2 separate regions of the Homo sapiens genome follow, and region 1 is linked to region 2. A link is an interaction called in ENCODE POLR2A ChIA-PET data of the cell type or tissue named here. Cell type or tissue: MCF 10A. All regions are shown on one strand. Each heading gives the region's core, and the rest is flanking DNA. Links, peaks and the distances in the headings are about the cores only.

Evidence for each region. ChIA-PET counts read pairs that join two places held together with the same protein. Peaks named below come from ENCODE experiments on the same cell type or tissue, not always from the same donor. Only the 100,000 strongest peaks of a DNase experiment are listed, where the experiment ranks them.
Region 1: POLR2A ChIA-PET joins it to region 2 with 11 read pairs; 9 of 35 experiments call an interaction of 5 or more read pairs at or near these places.

Annotation. Positions count from the first base shown.
Region 1 is chr10:89,342,163-89,350,504 of GRCh38, reverse strand. It overlaps a transcript of LIPA not described here. Among named protein-coding and RNA genes, the nearest start is that of IFIT3, 18 kb to the right of the region's middle. In MCF 10A, for the core only: no CTCF peak of the experiment used is centred there; DNase peaks (open chromatin) are centred at 3,884 and 7,674.
Region 2 is chr10:89,273,705-89,282,046 of GRCh38, reverse strand. It overlaps a transcript of LIPA not described here. Among named protein-coding and RNA genes, the nearest start is that of IFIT2, 24 kb to the left of the region's middle. In MCF 10A, for the core only: no CTCF peak of the experiment used is centred there; DNase peaks (open chromatin) are centred at 2,466 and 3,696.

The DNA of each region.
Region 1 (8,342 bases), core at 268-8,267, 68 kb before region 2:
TGAAACCCCTTCTCTACTAAAAATACAAAAAATGAGCTGGACCTGGTGGCATGCGCCTGTAGTCTCAGCTACTCGGGAGGCTGAGGCAGGAGAATCGCTTGAACCTGGGAGGCGGAGCTTGCAGTGAGCCGAGATTGCGCCATTGCCCTCCAGCCTGGCCACAGAGCAAGACTCCGTCTTAAAAAAAAAGGTAACTTCACTCTTTGTTCAGGGCTCAGTCCTTTAGATGTTAATCTGACTGGGCCGGTGCACCTAAATAATTAATAAATATCATATCCTCCTGAACCCCATCAGTCTCTTCACACCAGAGAACTCAGTGATGAGCAAGTGAAAGAAGTGGCTAGAACTTCAGACTTATTGAGCATCTTAACAAAATAACAATACATTTGTAGAGAAGTGGCCAGACAAAAAAGAAGGAACTTTGAACTTTGAGGGGTGTCAAATTGTGCAAAGACAAATATTTGGGGAAACTAATGGTAGATGAGGGCTAGTTACTAAGATTTGTTTGTGTAGACTTTGTCCAGTGATAAGGTTGTTATCCCGTTTCTTGAATGGAAGTAGGGGTTGGGGATACCATCACAAGAGACGTTTATATTCTGCTTTCAGGCAGACAGAAGTAGGGCAGACAACTCATCCTGCGTCTGCTTTTTTTCAATTCCCTTTAACTCAAAATAATTCTTATGTCAAAATGGCATGTTTTGGGGTGGCATAGTCTGAGCCCCTTCATGATACAGAGGCTAATTGCATTACTGATTTATAATCCCTGTTGAAAGCTGTAAGTTGGAGGAGGACACATCACAGGGAGTGTAACCCCTCCAACCACTCCTGACAGACTGGACTCTCCCCATCTTGAGACTATCTCATTGCTGTTGACTTGCTCTTTTCAACTTTCCCAATTAGTTTCAATCTGTGAAAATGATCTGACAGCCTGAATCTACATCCCTCACTTTTGTCCTAACACACACACACACCTTAGTAAGGTAGGGGGAGGACACATTTTCCCTATATCTTTTGAGGGCTTGATAATTGAATCTATGAAATAAACTGAAAACTGGCAGATTAACAGAACAAAAGGTATACAAACTTATTACGTGCATGGGGCATCATATGAAAGGAAAGTTAACGCCCCAAACCCAGTGAGATCAAGAAGCTTATATACCCTCTTTTTAAAGGAGAGGGGAGGGGAGATGTAGGCAACTTACTTAGGGGGAGTAAATTGTTTTGATGAAAAATGAATGGGCCCTCAGAAGAATATGTGACAGCCTGTGACGAAGTCTGTCTGGACACGGGGTCAACCTCCAGTGTTCTCTCCAGTGAACCAAGTTTAATCTTCCTGGTTGATAAGATTCCCTGGGAAGGGATTCATGACATCTGAGTTCCTTTTGGAGGGTCTATCTTTATGCAGATAAAGGGAGCTCAGAGAAAATCCTGTCTTGCATTTGCTATTTCTCAAGTGCCTTCATTTTGAAGTCCAAAGTGATATATTTTGGAGTGGCATTTCCTGACCTTAGAAGTTTGATTATTAAATGCAATTGACCCCAGAAAAGGATTACTAATTTCTAGGCTCAGTGTATAATTTGGATGAAAGAGGTGGGAGTTTATGTTAGCCAATTTTGAAAGTTTTTGAAAATTCAGGATTTCATTCTGGACATAAGATGGAGCAGGGACTCCTTCTTAGTGGCCTGCCAGGACCCCCACGCAGGCATGGAAATAAAGGAAAATCTCAAGTTCCTTCAAGGGAAATTCCAGGCACTACCGGGCCCTGAGAAGTAAGTTTGCAAGCTGATAAGCAAGAAGGTAATAATAGCTTACAACAACAGCCAAGGAAGTTAGAGTCAGGTGATGTTTGGTTCTCTATAGAAACCAAAAATAGGGTCTTAAGCGTGAGCTGCGGGATTCTCCTTGCATGGCAACCCGCAAACAAATGCCCTCCTTTCTCTTGTTGCAAAACCCCACTGTGGGTGTTTGGCTTTACTGGGCTGGGCAAGTGGACCCCAGTTTTGTTCAGTAGCAGACAATGTGAGCATGATACCTCTTTATGCTTAAATTGCATGAAAATGTTTTTTTGGTGAAAGTCCTTTTGTCCTTTTTGTATACACTTTTTCCAGTTGAAAGATCTGCGTGAGAATGGGATATAACTGAACAAAAATATATGATTGCTGAATAGGACTCTCTGACTTTGTCGCAATGGAAAAAAATAGAAACTCAGCCCCCAGGGAGGCATAAAGGAGAGGAAGTCATTAACAATCTTTTTGTTTTTCAGAACTGTTCCTGGAAGATTTCCCTTCTGTCTGACGGAAATCTTCCCACGCTGTCTTTCCAAACTCCTACTTAATGCTTTGAATTCAGATTGCTGAGCCTCTGAGCACAACAGACAGCACTGGGGTTGGAGGTGGGGATCCACTCTGGAACTTTCCATCCAGAAAACCTCAGATGTCTTCCTCACTCCTGTGTTTGGAACTGATAGCTTGAAGGCAGTTCCTCTGAAAGCAAGGACTTCAGTGTATTTTTTGGACTGGGATGGAAACCTTACGGTGGTAGGCCTCACCATGGAAGGCCACATGGTGGGGGTTGTAAACCTGTACTGCCTAAGGCATGTCCCGCTTGGGCTGCCATGCATGTCCTCTGGGATTGTGCTTTGTGTCTGTGTGTACCTGACTGTCATGACACTGTCTCAGCCCAGGAAGGTGATCAGGTCCACTTTACTTTCCTGGCCTCAGCTGTGATGTGCCACCAGGTTAAAAGTTTAATATAGACATGTACGGAGGAAGCTCTCTGGACTTCTAAGATAGACCTTTATAATTAATCAGATTTGTTTAAGCTGGCTAAATTCAGGATCCTTAAAAGAGGATAAATACTGAATGTATTGGAAAAAACTGAGATCAATACTGACAGAGATCCTAGAAATAATAATTTTACTATAAAGTTGCCTTGCTAAGGACTAAGGGGATGGACCATGCAGAGTTAGCATGGCAAGTTTGAAACTGTTATCTTTAGAAAGACTTGCTTGCAAGGTTGGCCCTTGGCTAACATCAGGGAACTTGGATTTTTAAGTTTTCTAGCTATTCTATAAATGATATGGGTGGCTTACTATGCTAAGACTGTTTATGCAAATGATGGAGTTTATGCTAACACTTGCTTTCCTTCTCGAAGTCTGGAATTTTGGTACATGCTAGGCAGAGGGTGCATACATGATCAGTCCCCAGTAAAACCCTTGGGCACACAGTCTAACTGGCTTCACATGTGTTGTCACAATTTGATGCTGGAGGAATTAAGCACAACCTGATGACTCTACCGGCCCTCTTGGAAACCTATACCTGATTTTCTTTGGACTTGGCCCCATGCACTTTTTGTCTGTGCTAATTTTGCTCTGTATACTTTTGTTATAATAAGGCTTAGCTGTGAGTATGACCATATGTTGAATCCTGCTCATCTTTCCAGTGAATCATCAAATCTAGGGGTAGTCTTGGAGACCCTGATGTCAATTTCCTAGAATTCTCTTTAGAAAAAAACAATGCAGCAGGCTATTAGAATATAACAGCTCCCTCTGGGAGACCAAAGGAGAGAAAAGACAGGCTAAGCCTGACTGAGTGTGGCTCTTTCTCCAACCTACGCAATTTCCTATGAGGATTTCCCTTTGTAAGATTTTCTTTCCACACAATAGCTGTCCCCAGATTCCTCAGCCATCATGCGCATGGCTGGGGATGTTGCATCATTCTTGGGCATACCTAGGACACCTGTCCATCCCCTGGTGGATCTTGGTTCAGGATTTTGTTGCTGGTATGTTCCACATAAATCAGAAGAAAAGAAGGTGCAGGGTCATCAAAAACTCTTCTGTTTATTGCGTCAGACTGGAGTCAATGTCTTTCCCTTTATAATCAAGAGGGAGCTCAGGAGGGTTGTGAAATGATATTTGGCAGGAAATCAAGGGAAGTGAATATTCTAACAGGAACCACCCTGACCTTTATGCTTTATGAGATATTCATATAAAGGGACCATGGCAAAGAGAAAATCATTTTATTCATCAAACTCTAGTTGAGCAGAGCTTGTGTTGCAGGGTGAATTATGACACTGTGAACAAAGGTCATTTTGGGGAAGATCCCAGGTTGGATGTTGAACTAGAAAAAGAATATTAGTGGGACAACTGGTAAAATTTGAACAAGACTTGTAGATTAGTTGATTATATGTTGTCACTGTTAGTTTCCTGTCTTAAAGATTATTCTATGTTTATGTAAGGTGTTAACATGATGGGAAGCTGCGTAAAGGGTATATGGGAATTCTGGGCACCATTTTTACAACTTTAAGTCTAAAATCATTTCAAATAAAAAGGGTTAAAAAGTCAAATTATAGGCTGACAATTATTTTCTCTTGGCATTTTGAAACTATTTCCCACTGTGTTTTGGTTGCTATTGAGAAGTCTGAGCTTAACCTAATACCAATTCCTTCACAGATATTTCTTCTGTTTTTTGTCGTTTTAAAAATCTTTCTGCCTCAAAGGCACTTAAAAGATACTACTATGTTTTTAGGTGACATCTGCTTGGGTGATCTTTTGTGAAATTCATGTATTTGAGGATTAGCATTTTTCATTAATTCCGAAAATTTCGGTCATTGTCTCTTCAACTATTGCCTTTCCTCCATTCCCTTTTATTTGTTCTTCTGCAACTCTGATCACATGCATTTTAACTTCCTCACTTTGTTCTCCATGTCCCTGAATATCTCTGTTGATTTTCCATCTCACTGTTTTTCTGTGCTGCATTCTGAGTAGTTTCTTCGAATCTGTCTTCTAAATCAATAAATGCTTTTCAGCTGTGTATAAATTACTTTTCAACAAATCCTTTGAGTTTCTAATTTCTATTATTTTAGTTTTTATATTTCTAAGTTTTGTTTGGTTCTTGTGCAAATATGCCTAATCAAATTTAATACACTATTGTTCCTTTATTTATTTATTTATTTATTTATTTATTTATTTATTTTTTGAGATGGAGTCTCGACCTGTCACCCAGGCTAGAGTGTAGTGGCATGATCTCAGCTCACTGCAACCTCTGTCTCTTGGGTTCAAGAGATTCTCCTGCCTCAGCCTCCTGAGTAGCTGAGATTACAGGCACCCATCACCACACCTGGCTAATTTTTGTATTTTTAGTGGAGATGGGTTTTCACCATGTTGGCCAGGCTGGTCTTGAACTCCTGACCTCAGGCAATCTGCTCACCTCAGCCTCCCAAAGTGCTGGGATTACAGGCATGAGGCACTGCGCCCGGCCTATTCCTTTGTTAAAACTTAATTTTTTCTTTCTTTATCTTGAAATTTACTAAATACACTAATACATTCTTTTTTTTTTTATTGAGACAGAGTTACTCTGTTGCCCAGGCTGGAGTGCAGTGGTGCGATCTCGGCTCACTGCAACCTCTACCTGCCAGGTTTAAGCCATTCTCCTGCCTTAGACTCCCAAGTGGCTGGGATTACAGATGCCCGCCACTATGCCTTGCTAATTTTTGTATTTTTAGTAGAAACCGGGTTCTACCATGTTGGCCAGGCTGGTCTCTAACTCCTGTCCTCAGTGATACACCTGCCTCGGCCTCCCAAAGTGTACTAAATACATTCTTTTTTATTCTCTATTCAATTACAATATCTGCAGTTTTGTTGCTCTGGCTTATCGTTTATTATCTGGCAACTTTTGCACATTGTGGCTTATTTATTTGTGTGTATTCTTTGATTTTGTATTATGACCTGATATTCCTTGGAACTTTATCAAACTTGGAAATTCTTTGAGAACTATGTAAAAAGTGTTTCCCTTTGAGGGGTGTTTTTATTTGCTTTTGTTAGGTGCATGGGAGCACTACCAAGCCAGAATTGCTTAAAATGAAATTTTCTACTTGAGGTTTTTTTTTTTTTTTCTTGCCGCATGGATAGTGAGAATTTCAGCCCAAAACAATCATGCTTCTCCACTTAAGATTAGAAATTATCAATGACTTTTTTTCCTCCCTGCTTTACTTAGGGCCAAAGCCAAAAACAGGCATGTGTAGCCCCATCATTTACGTCTGCAAGGAGTTTGTTCTCCAGTTTAACCTCTGAATGGGTCCTGGTTTTATGTGAGTTCTATGATACAATGTACCACGTGCAGGCCCCAGACTTTGTCTTCCATCTCCTTCATAATGTAATGTAGTCCATGAGAAAGTGATGTAGATCACCAACACAAATGAACACATGCTTATTCTGGTGGATTTTCACTTTCCTGTCATTTCTGGACTTCAGGGAATTCCTTACTCTCTTATAAATGCAGCTGTGCATTTAAAAAATATGTTTTGCAGATTATATAGCATTTTTCATTGTGATACACAGGCTTTTTGTTCTGTGTATATCTGGTCTACCATAATGCTTGTAAGGAAACACATTTAATCTTCTGTGAGGTATAATTTATTATTCCCAGGTTTTATGTAGGAATATCTTAGGGTCACAGAGGTTAGGTGATTTTTCCCAACACTGTAGAGATACTAAGTGGTGGAGGTGAGGTTGAAATAGGTCTAAACCCAAAGCCAAGGCACTTTTAAAAGATTAATAAAGTTTGTCGAATGATACTTGGACTAACTCCTGCCTGAATTAAGCTAGAAATTAATATAAGTTCTTTAATTCAGTTAGGAAGATCCCAAATCAGAAACAAATCATAATAAAAATTGAGATCAGGAAGCTTCCTGAGTGTAGCTCCTCATATCACTGTCCCACACATAAGTACTGCCCCATATGGCAATCGGGAGGCCCCAGGAATGCTTGCTAGGGTCAGGCCCTGCTCCTCTAAGTTAGTTGAAAGCTCCCTCCCTACTCAGTGACTGCTCTCATACTTCTTCACTGTAGCTGTTGGCTCTCAGAACATGATGCCCAAAGTATAGCGCCTCGGTGTGCTGAGTACTTTGAACTGAAAGACATTGGAAGGGCCTCCGAAGAAAGATCTCTTTGACCTTCTCCTGCCCTCTTGTCTTTCATGCTTCTTTCTCCCCTGGAGTGAACCATGGAAACTAGAATTCCTCTTCCGCAAGACAATGATAGAAACTAGAAGCCCTTTCCCCAAAGCAAGCCATAAAACTTAGGAAGGTCACTCTCTCCCTTCTCCCTTCTCATTTGAAGACCCTTAATCCAGAGGAATCCTGCCCCATACTTGCAAAGAAGAAATGCTACACAGAGAGTCCAAGAAGAATTTGAACCCAGTCTATTACCATTAGATCATACTCTTGTCCAAACACATCTCTACAGAGCTGCCCATTCTTCATGGAACCTAAGCACAAAAACAGTTTTCCCTGGATCTTTGGGTCTTCATTTCTGAAGGCTCTCATATCACATAAAACTTTGATTAAGTAAATTTGTTATGCTTTTCTCTTGTTAACTTGTCTTTTGTTATAGGAGTGTCAGCCATGACTCTTACAATGAGTAAGGAGAGGTATTACCTACCTCCTTTTACCCCTACATGCTCTTGGAGCTGATTATCACAGTTTGTAATTTTTCCACCTTCCATTCCTGCTTCTGTGTATTTTGATAAATTTTTGCAGGTCAGTAGACTTCCCATGGCAGAATATTTCCTGCTTCTCACCAGCCCTTAAGCCAATCCAAGGAAAACAAAAGAACATCATAATGCTTTGTCATATGACAAGATTACAAAAGCAGCATCCAGTGGCAGAATGCCCAACTGCTCCGGGACACAGCCAATAGCTGACTTCAGTGCTCCCCATCCCTGCTTGTCAGTGATTAGTCTAAATTGTTATCACAAGCCCAGTCTGACCAATGAATGTGAGTGAGGGGCCATTTTGATTGTCAGCTCCTGATTCTGCAGAAAACACGAAACTGAGCTGTACAAAGATGCTGATGAGGGGCTGCAGCATGCAATTCACTTCACCAGCAGTCACTAAGGTCTGATCTCTTTTCTAACCATACCTGGAAGATGGAATGCTGGACCCAGGGTATGCATAGAAAATGGGAGTTATTAGAAAAGCAGCTTTGCTTGCTTTAACCCAGGAATTGTATTTCTGGTATGTTGTTTCCTTTTAGACAATTGCCCTAAAGGTTCTTTTGTTTAAGGAGCAGGAGGATGGGGGAGGTTATTTCTGCTCTCAGCAAAAGTCTTAGAACCAGGGTCTCCTCGTTTGTAAGGAAGCAAGTAGGTCCCTGGACCTGGGCTGGGATATGATTTGTGATCAGCCAGGCAAGAGTTAAGAGTGGAAGTCTGTGCTCTCTGCCCATCTTATAATATCTTAAGGGTGATCATCTGTGGTATTCTTGAGTGGTATGTCCCATTCCATCTAGCATTTCATTAGAATTATTGTATAAAGGATGACAGGCAGAGGACACTTGACATGGG
Region 2 (8,342 bases), core at 107-8,106:
TAAAGTTGATTAACTCTTGCCTCATCAACAGCAACAGTGTAGACCCTGCATGTGAATGCACATGGAACACTAAAGGGAAAACTCTAATAGTACCATAACTGTTTATTCTGATGGAGAACCAAGAGCCAGGGTTGAATATCTCAGCCAGGAACACTAAGTAGGGATAGTATGTATAGTTCTCAGTAGCTGGCCCTATGATGTTCATGCCAGAGGACTGGATTTCATACCCCAATAGTGTGGCTTATTGCCAAATACCATCATCATACATCCTGCCTAATACTTTCCCTAAAACTGGCATTTATGACCTAAACTGGTTCCAAACTGAGATGTTTTCACAAACTATTGAGCTGAGAAAGTCAGACAAAAAGTGCAGTAGCGAAGTGTTTGTTTGGTTTCTGGAATATCAGTGCTTGAGTTCACATCTGTTCCTACCACTTACCAGTGGTTTGACCTTGGATAATTACTTGATCTATTGGAGCCTTAGTTTCCACATCTGTAAAGTGTTGAGTATTGATAGCAACCTTGTGGAGTTAAAGATAAATTTTGCAGTGGGCACCTGTTAAAATGTCAAGAGAGACTTTTATTTTTTTTCAAGACTATTACAATGAGAGAGACAGACTATTGCAATATGGGAGAAAGACTAAACTCAACACTGAATACAACAAGTGTGGATTTGTAGTCAACAGGCCGGATGAAGGAGTGGATGGAAAATTACTAAAAAGAACTTGCTTAGATATCAAGGCCTGGGAAAGAAGTACTTAATTGTATATCAGGGTGGGGGGGCATTCTTGATAAAGTGGCTCAGCAGGATTCTTTGCTAAAACTGGTCTCTGAAGGAGAAGGATGAGAGCCATGTTGAGGCCTAGTCAAGAAGAGGGCTCTGACTAAAAAGGAACCTGCCTAAAGTTTGGTCAAGGAGGGAATCCTTCTCAAGAGTTGCAAATACTTAACAGACAAATATTTGCCTTCTTTTTAAAATCATAAATAGCCACTGTTTTTAAAACCAAAGTTATTTATTATTTCCTCTGTGGCATGACCATAGTTGGAAATATATTAACGTGCTTTTTCTTCTTGTACTTCTTTGTTTAAGACTTTTCACCTATAATATCTGAGGCAAGAGTTTCTTTAGGGTAAATTGGGATTATAATAGCTGGAATGCAAAGAGGTAAACAGAATTAATATTCAGCCATGAATTCCAAAATTGGCCATTGAAACCAACTTCAGAAATGATACCATTAAAAAACACTGGAGCAGCTTAGTCAGAAATTTCTACTTTGGAATAATAACGAGGAAGAAGGCATCAGATAAAACATCCTCACACATTCTATCTTTAGTGAAACCAGATGGTGAAGAAAACTTCAGACTTCCAACCGACACATAAATATGGGCTACGGTCAAAAGTAGCAGAAATCAGCAGAACCAACATGAGAAACTCTGACTGGAGATGAATGGGTGAAGCTGGGACCAACTTAAAATGGGGACAGTGTTTGGAGATGGCAGATCACAAAATTAGAATTGAGGGTCCCCTCCTAGGAGAGACCGTCACTCTGAGTGCAAACTTCTGAAAGCAGAAATGTAATCCAGCTGTGTTTAACGCCAGGCGAGGCAGTGGGAGGCGAAGGGAGAATGTACCCAGGAGACCCCTCCCCTGCCTTCTAGTGTCTCAAGGAACCTTTCCTGTTTGCCTGAGAGCACGTTCACTTTTTACCTGACTATGGAGGGAGATTCTTCCTTTTGTTTTTTTCTTTGCTACACATTGATACCCTTAAATTTTTTGCATATGTTTTCTAATTATAAAAATAAAAATCTATATATTATAAATTCATCAGTATAAACAAAATAAAAGTCTGAAGTTAAACTTGGATCATAATGTGCTTTAATCACTCCCCATCCATGTTGTTTTGTAGCTGTGGTTTTCAATTCAATGATAAATCTTGGGTATCTCTCCATGTCAGTACTTATAATCTTGCTATTTTTTTTCAAGGACAACATTTAATAGGCATATTTTAATGTTTAATTAATGTATTTTTGCTGGACATTTAAGTCATTTTCAGATTATCACTATTACAAACAATGTTGAAGTGAATATCACTGTATGTCCGTCTTTGTACAATTGTGTGGGTTTTTCAATACGATGCATTCCGGAAATTAGAATTTCCAGGTCAAAGAAATTGACCAGATGCTTCACACCATGTCTTAAATCCTGGCCCCATTTTTTGTCCAAAATGGTGTTGAGTTGCTATTTAATTCACACTTGGCTACCATTTCCCACTTCCTTACTTAAGTACAGTGTGTATAGGCCAGGTTTAGGCTGGAAAATCCCTCCTTCCACTGTCAATTCTGTTACCCCTCTGGGAGCATGGGAAGGTCACTTTTTGTTTGTGGGTTTATATTTTCCTATTACTTTCTCAGGAAATGAATGAATTTTTCTATCAATTGTTCTCTATCATCCCTTGTGGTTTGGCTCGAAGCCCTGGTCTCCAATCAAGGGTCATGACAGGAACTTGGCTCCTGCCAATACATTTAGAAATCTGGAATCCTTCCATAAATGCAAACCCCTTACACTCCCATCTTTCCCTATATTCTGCCACCTGGTAGAAAGCAAATCCCTGAATGCTTCTCCAAAACTCTCTTCCAACCCTAGGACCACCAAAGGCCTCCCTCACACTCTTCATTTATCTGCTAATTCATTCTCTCTCTCCTTTTCTAGAAAATAGTCCTCTTTGGCTTAACTGGTTGGAAATTACACTCTCAGTAAGCTAAGAGGGAAGGAATAAGAGGATATACCATACTATGGGCAGGGAGGGTGGTGAAAGGCCAGGGTTCATTTCAGCTTTAAAGCACTGGAGCTCCAAATGGACACAAATCATCACATAGAAACTCATGATCAGTGCACTTTAGAATGCTTCTCATCTCCCTTTGGGGGTTATTCTATTTCTATTAATGTAGTCAAGAATGGTGGCTATTTTTCTGGGCCAGATTATTTTGGTACTAACTGGTCTTTCACAGAAGCCATTTTCTCAAGTATGTTCTACATTAGCTACAAGCAATTGTTGGTAAAAACCTGTTACCATTCTGTATGTTTCCATTATATATATGTCTCTGTGTGTGTGTGCATATGAAAGAAGACTATATATTATTTTTATCAAAATATATTTAGACCATGTACATTCTTTTAATTATACTATATATAAAAGTAATTTTATATTACATATTTTAAAATATAAACATATGTAAATAATATTACTATAACACATATGTAAGTAATATATATTTTGTGTTCTTCCATAATTACTTTTTTTAACCTAGACTGAAGATTTTACATTTTTCACAATTCAATTATATTTTATGAGACTTCTTACTTTTCCAAAGCATAAAGAACTATTTGGAGCCTGTCTTTGTAATTTTATATTTTTGGTTAATATTCCAAACTAAGATAACATTGCCAGGTCTTCCAGGTCTGAAGCAAAATAGAGCAGCATTTTAGTTGTGTGGCCCTGGGGAACTTGCTTAACCTCTCTTTCCCTCTGCTTCCTATCACAGATGTTTATTGTAAGGATTAAATCAGCTAAACCAAGAAAAGCCTCAGGGATGGTGCCTGGCAAACTGCACGCTGTTAATACATGTTAGTGGACCCTTCTCCACACCTTCCTGCTACACTAAAGCAGAGAGAATTACCTCCTGAATCATGTTTGCAGAACTTCTGGGCACAGTGACTCAACTCCCAGCTATTCTTGTCATGGATTTTTTCTCTTGGAGCCAATCCAGCCATGGAGATCACTGGTCTTGTGACTTATTTTTTCTCTTTCAGTATGAAATCATTAGAACTGAGAAAATGAAAACATTCCTGTTATTACTTCCTGAGAGAAAGAAACTTAGTAACATGCTTTGGTAGGAATTGTTCTTCTTTTTCCTGCTGTGTCCCTCTTGCTGGTCCCACCAGGGCTCTTGGTCCTGAGCCTGATTTACACCAGGAGCATAATCTGATCAAAAAGAGGGAAACTAAAGAAAAAAGGCAGGATTGTATGAGGGGTTCTCACAATGGCAGTACATAATCCCTTATACCTCGTATTATGTAGACCCCTGTGTTTCCAAGTTACCTTTGTAATTTAGGTAAGTGAGCACGAAACACTTAAAAAAACACAAATGAAAACAAGAGAAAGGAAAGAGTGGGGAGGGGTTTGTTTATTTTTGAAAACAACGACAACAACATAGAGTAAAAGTTACCAGGTAAGTTCAAATATAGTAGTACTTTGTTTTCTTGGAAGATGAATGAAAGAAGTCACCTTACTGCCTCCAATCCAGTCATATCCCTGAACCCAATCATGACCAGCAGAGGTTGTTCTAAATTGTTTCCTCCAATATAGAGATAATTGCCAATAATTTTTCAGTGGTTGTTTTCTGTATTCTCTGTATTTTTTAGGGAAGCTGAACTCAGAAAACATACTTTGTCCATCTAGCCATCCATTTATCTTTATGGATCCATCTTTATTCATTCATTAATTCACTCAGTCAATATATATTGAATTTCAACCATGTGTCAGACACTGTTCCATGCCTCTAATGTTCTGCGTATAATGCAAGTAAAACTAAAGATAGCTAACATTTATTGATCCCTACCGATGTGCCAGTAACCCTCTTAGGTGTTTTACTTAAAATATGTGTTTAACCTCTGAAACAGCTTTATGATATATATTGTGATTATCTGCTTTTTAAATACGAGAAAGCAGACTCAAAAGGATTACATAACTTGTATAAGATCGCACACTTGTAAGTAAAAATGCAGTAATGCAGAAATGCAGTAACGCTATTTCCTCTCGTATTGCAGCCACTCCACTCCCAGCGAACCTTCCTACTGCATGCAGGCTTTATTCTTCCATCACTTTCCTCCTCTGTTTCTAAATGACATTTTCACCCCCATTTCCTGGATACTTCCTTCTTTTAATACACAGTAAGTTTATGTGACTGGGTTTGGCATTCATCTAATAAAAACAGCCATTAGGTATATATTCAATAAACATTTAGTGAAGCCAACTGATGAGCTCTGGGGTGAGTACTAGGGATTCAGCAGTGAATGAGATGGAGGGTCGAGACAGGGCTCTGGGGGCTAGGCTGCCTTCGTTCGACCTCAGACCTGCCACTCGCTAGCTCCTCTAGCCATTATTTAGTATTTCTGTTGCAGTTTCCTCATCTATCAAATGGGAATAATAATGGTAATTATTAATTAATTGATATTCTAATTTTCAATTAAAAATCTAATGGAGTTGTCAGGATTAAATGACTTTATACATGCAAACCACTTAGAATAACACTTTGCAGCCACTAAATATTAAATAACTGGCATATGTTATTATTATTAGATGGATCCTACCCTCAAATGCCTTACAGTTTGGTAGACAGAAAAATAAGTCTCTTCCAACGATACTGTTAAACTAATCAGAAACTTGGTTAAGGTCATTTGATCATCTAAGGCTCTACAACAGTACAGTTTTACAGCTCTTATTTTAAAATGTTCCCCTCTAATCCATAAAGATATCTCAAGATAGGGCAATGCCATTACTTGGTGTATTATAGTTAACCAATACTGTATGTGGAACATAATGTGGTGTGATACTTTTGAATTTGTGTCTATCTGCTGTTAAAGAGCCTGGCTGCTAATTGAGTTTCTGGAAAAAGTTGAGAAATGTCTTAGCTCAGGCTGGTATAACAAAATAACAGAGGCTGTAACTACAATCACACTTGCAAGTAGAAGATCTTTGCTTCAAACCTAGCAGTCTGGCTCTAGAAATCAGGACTTGGATGAGGGTGAAGTGAGTGAGGGCCTAGGGCATAAAATTTAAGGAGATACTTACTCTGCAGGTAGTTCAAGTGCTGACCACACATTTGCAAGACGTGAGAGTGAGTGTCTTCTTAATGTGCATTAAGTGCCTTGCTTACCTTACCTATCTAGACCCAGCCCTATCCAGAGCCTACCTTTTACAACTCTACCTTTTAAAGCTTAGCATCCTCTACAAAATTATACTATGGAGTAGAAAGGTTGTACTGTGAACTGAGCTGGCATTATTCTCACACAAGCTATGTACTTCAGCATCAAAGATAGTATTAAAATAGATGCAATCATAACATAATCTCCATACACTGCAGTTAGAAAGTTATTTATGAAGCATCTGGTATATCTGGACATACAATCATCAAGTCACCTGATAGCCCTAGAGCTGGAATGAAATTTGAGAGGATCATTTGGTAAAAGGCATATACTTTAAAAAAACTGAGGCTTAAAAAAGTAAAATAATTTTCACAAAACGACAGAGCCAGAATTGGCAGAAATGAAAGTAGATCACTAGTTTTCTAATCCCAGTTTCACTCGATATCTCTGATTGTGTATTAGTCAGGATCCAGCAACAGAGGCAGAGCCACTGGAAGGGATATACACGTTTCTTTTGGGTATTTGATCTTATGCAATTGTGGGAGCTGGCCAAGCCGGTTCTGTAAGGCTCTTGATTTCATGTCTGGTACTGAAGCTTCAAGTACATAAGGCAGGTGGAAAAAATGGGAAGATGGATGAATGTCCAGTGGGCAGGACAAGGACAGGCTGGAACCACAACCACGAGCTGCAGTTCCACAAATACGGACTAGAACCCAAGTCAGCTCTCACTGCCTCTAACCCCTCCTGCAGGAGAAGCAGGAGCCCTTCATCATGGAGCTAACTACACACCTGGCCCAGGATTCAGAGATGCTGAAGGAGGATTCAGGGGAAGTTGGAGTAGTTGCAGGTCTGGTACACCAAGGAGTTAACCCAGGAGATGGGCCATAGTATTCTGTGGTTCACAAACACACCTGCTTGAACGTTCCAAGCATAAAAAGGCTAAATAGTTGCTTCTTTTCCACCCTCTAAATCACATGCAAAAATGTCTACTGACTCATCCTGACTGAAAACACGAGGAAATTCTGGGAAACACAGTTCAGCCTAGCTGAGTTGAGACATTATTTATTATAAAGCCCCGACAGTTTCAACTCTACTTCTTTACCTAGCTCAGACACTGTCATGTGAGCCTTTTGGCAGTGTCTCTTAAGATAGAATGCCTTTTCATTTTAAGAAAACATTAAAGAATAAAATGCATTCTTGACTTCTGCAATGATGGCAGAAGTCATAGCACCAGAAGCCTCTTCTAATAATGCAGCAGCATCAACAAATTAATTCATTCTGCATCTTTGTGTGTTATAGGAGGAAGAAAACTCCAATAAAGTCTGTCTCAACAGAGGTCACCTCCCACCCATCAGACACGGAAATTCCAGTACCTGCTGGGAGTTCTGGTGGCCATCCTTATCCCTAGTCTCTTGTCATTGTTCAAGGATTAGGGAAAATTCCTCTCAACCTGCTAGATTTCAGCAGCAATAAACGGGATTGTTTATAGGGTCAGTGAGCCCAGGATACTAAGGGACAGACATCAGTCAAAAGCATTTTCCAAAAAAATCCTTTATATTTTAATCAAATCACTATAAAGACATGATGTGTCCTAGTTTCTCAGATGTTCAACCCAACAGTCTCTTTCTTTAACTTCTGGGCTGCCTTTCAGAACTGAGCAGAGTTGTATCCAACACAAAAGACTGTCTGGACTCAGGCACCGTACACATACCCCGTCACTGCTCCTCTCCATTGAGGTAATCTGTTTTTTCTCTAATCATCTCCAAATGATTGATAATGTTGATACCCACATATAAGTTTTTCTTTATCATTTGGACATTAAAAGGTGAGTTTCCTGTGTTCTTTAAAAGAGACAATAGAAAGCAATCCTTTGCTCTACTTTAGACCTTTATTATTACTTAATTAAATTATATCTCACAGGAAATGTTAAATCATTTCAAATAACCAAAAAATCCCCCAGTGAGCTTCTGCACTTTTGTCCAAGGGCCACTGGCACACAAACTCCAGTAGTTCCTATAGTTTTATGTGTCTCATGGATCCCAGGAATGTGACTTATGTCTATAATGCTGTTCTATAGTGGCAGTGGCAAACTTTTTCTGTTAAGAGCTAAATAGTAAATATTTTCTTCGGCTTTGTGGGCAGTATGGTCTATGTATCAACTACTCAACTGTGCTGTAAAAGTAGTGTAAAAGCAGTCATAGACAATACAAATTCCAATAAAACTTTATTTACAAAAACAGGTGGCAGACTGGTTTCAGCCCACGAGCTGTAGTGTGTTAACCTTTGCTCTCTGGCCCTATGAATTCTTCATGTTCACAGAGCATCTTGAAGAAATGAGGCCCAATAAAATACCTGGTTTTATTTCAAATCTGCCTTCTTGCTGTAAATGACCTACAGCTCAGGAATATCTCAATGA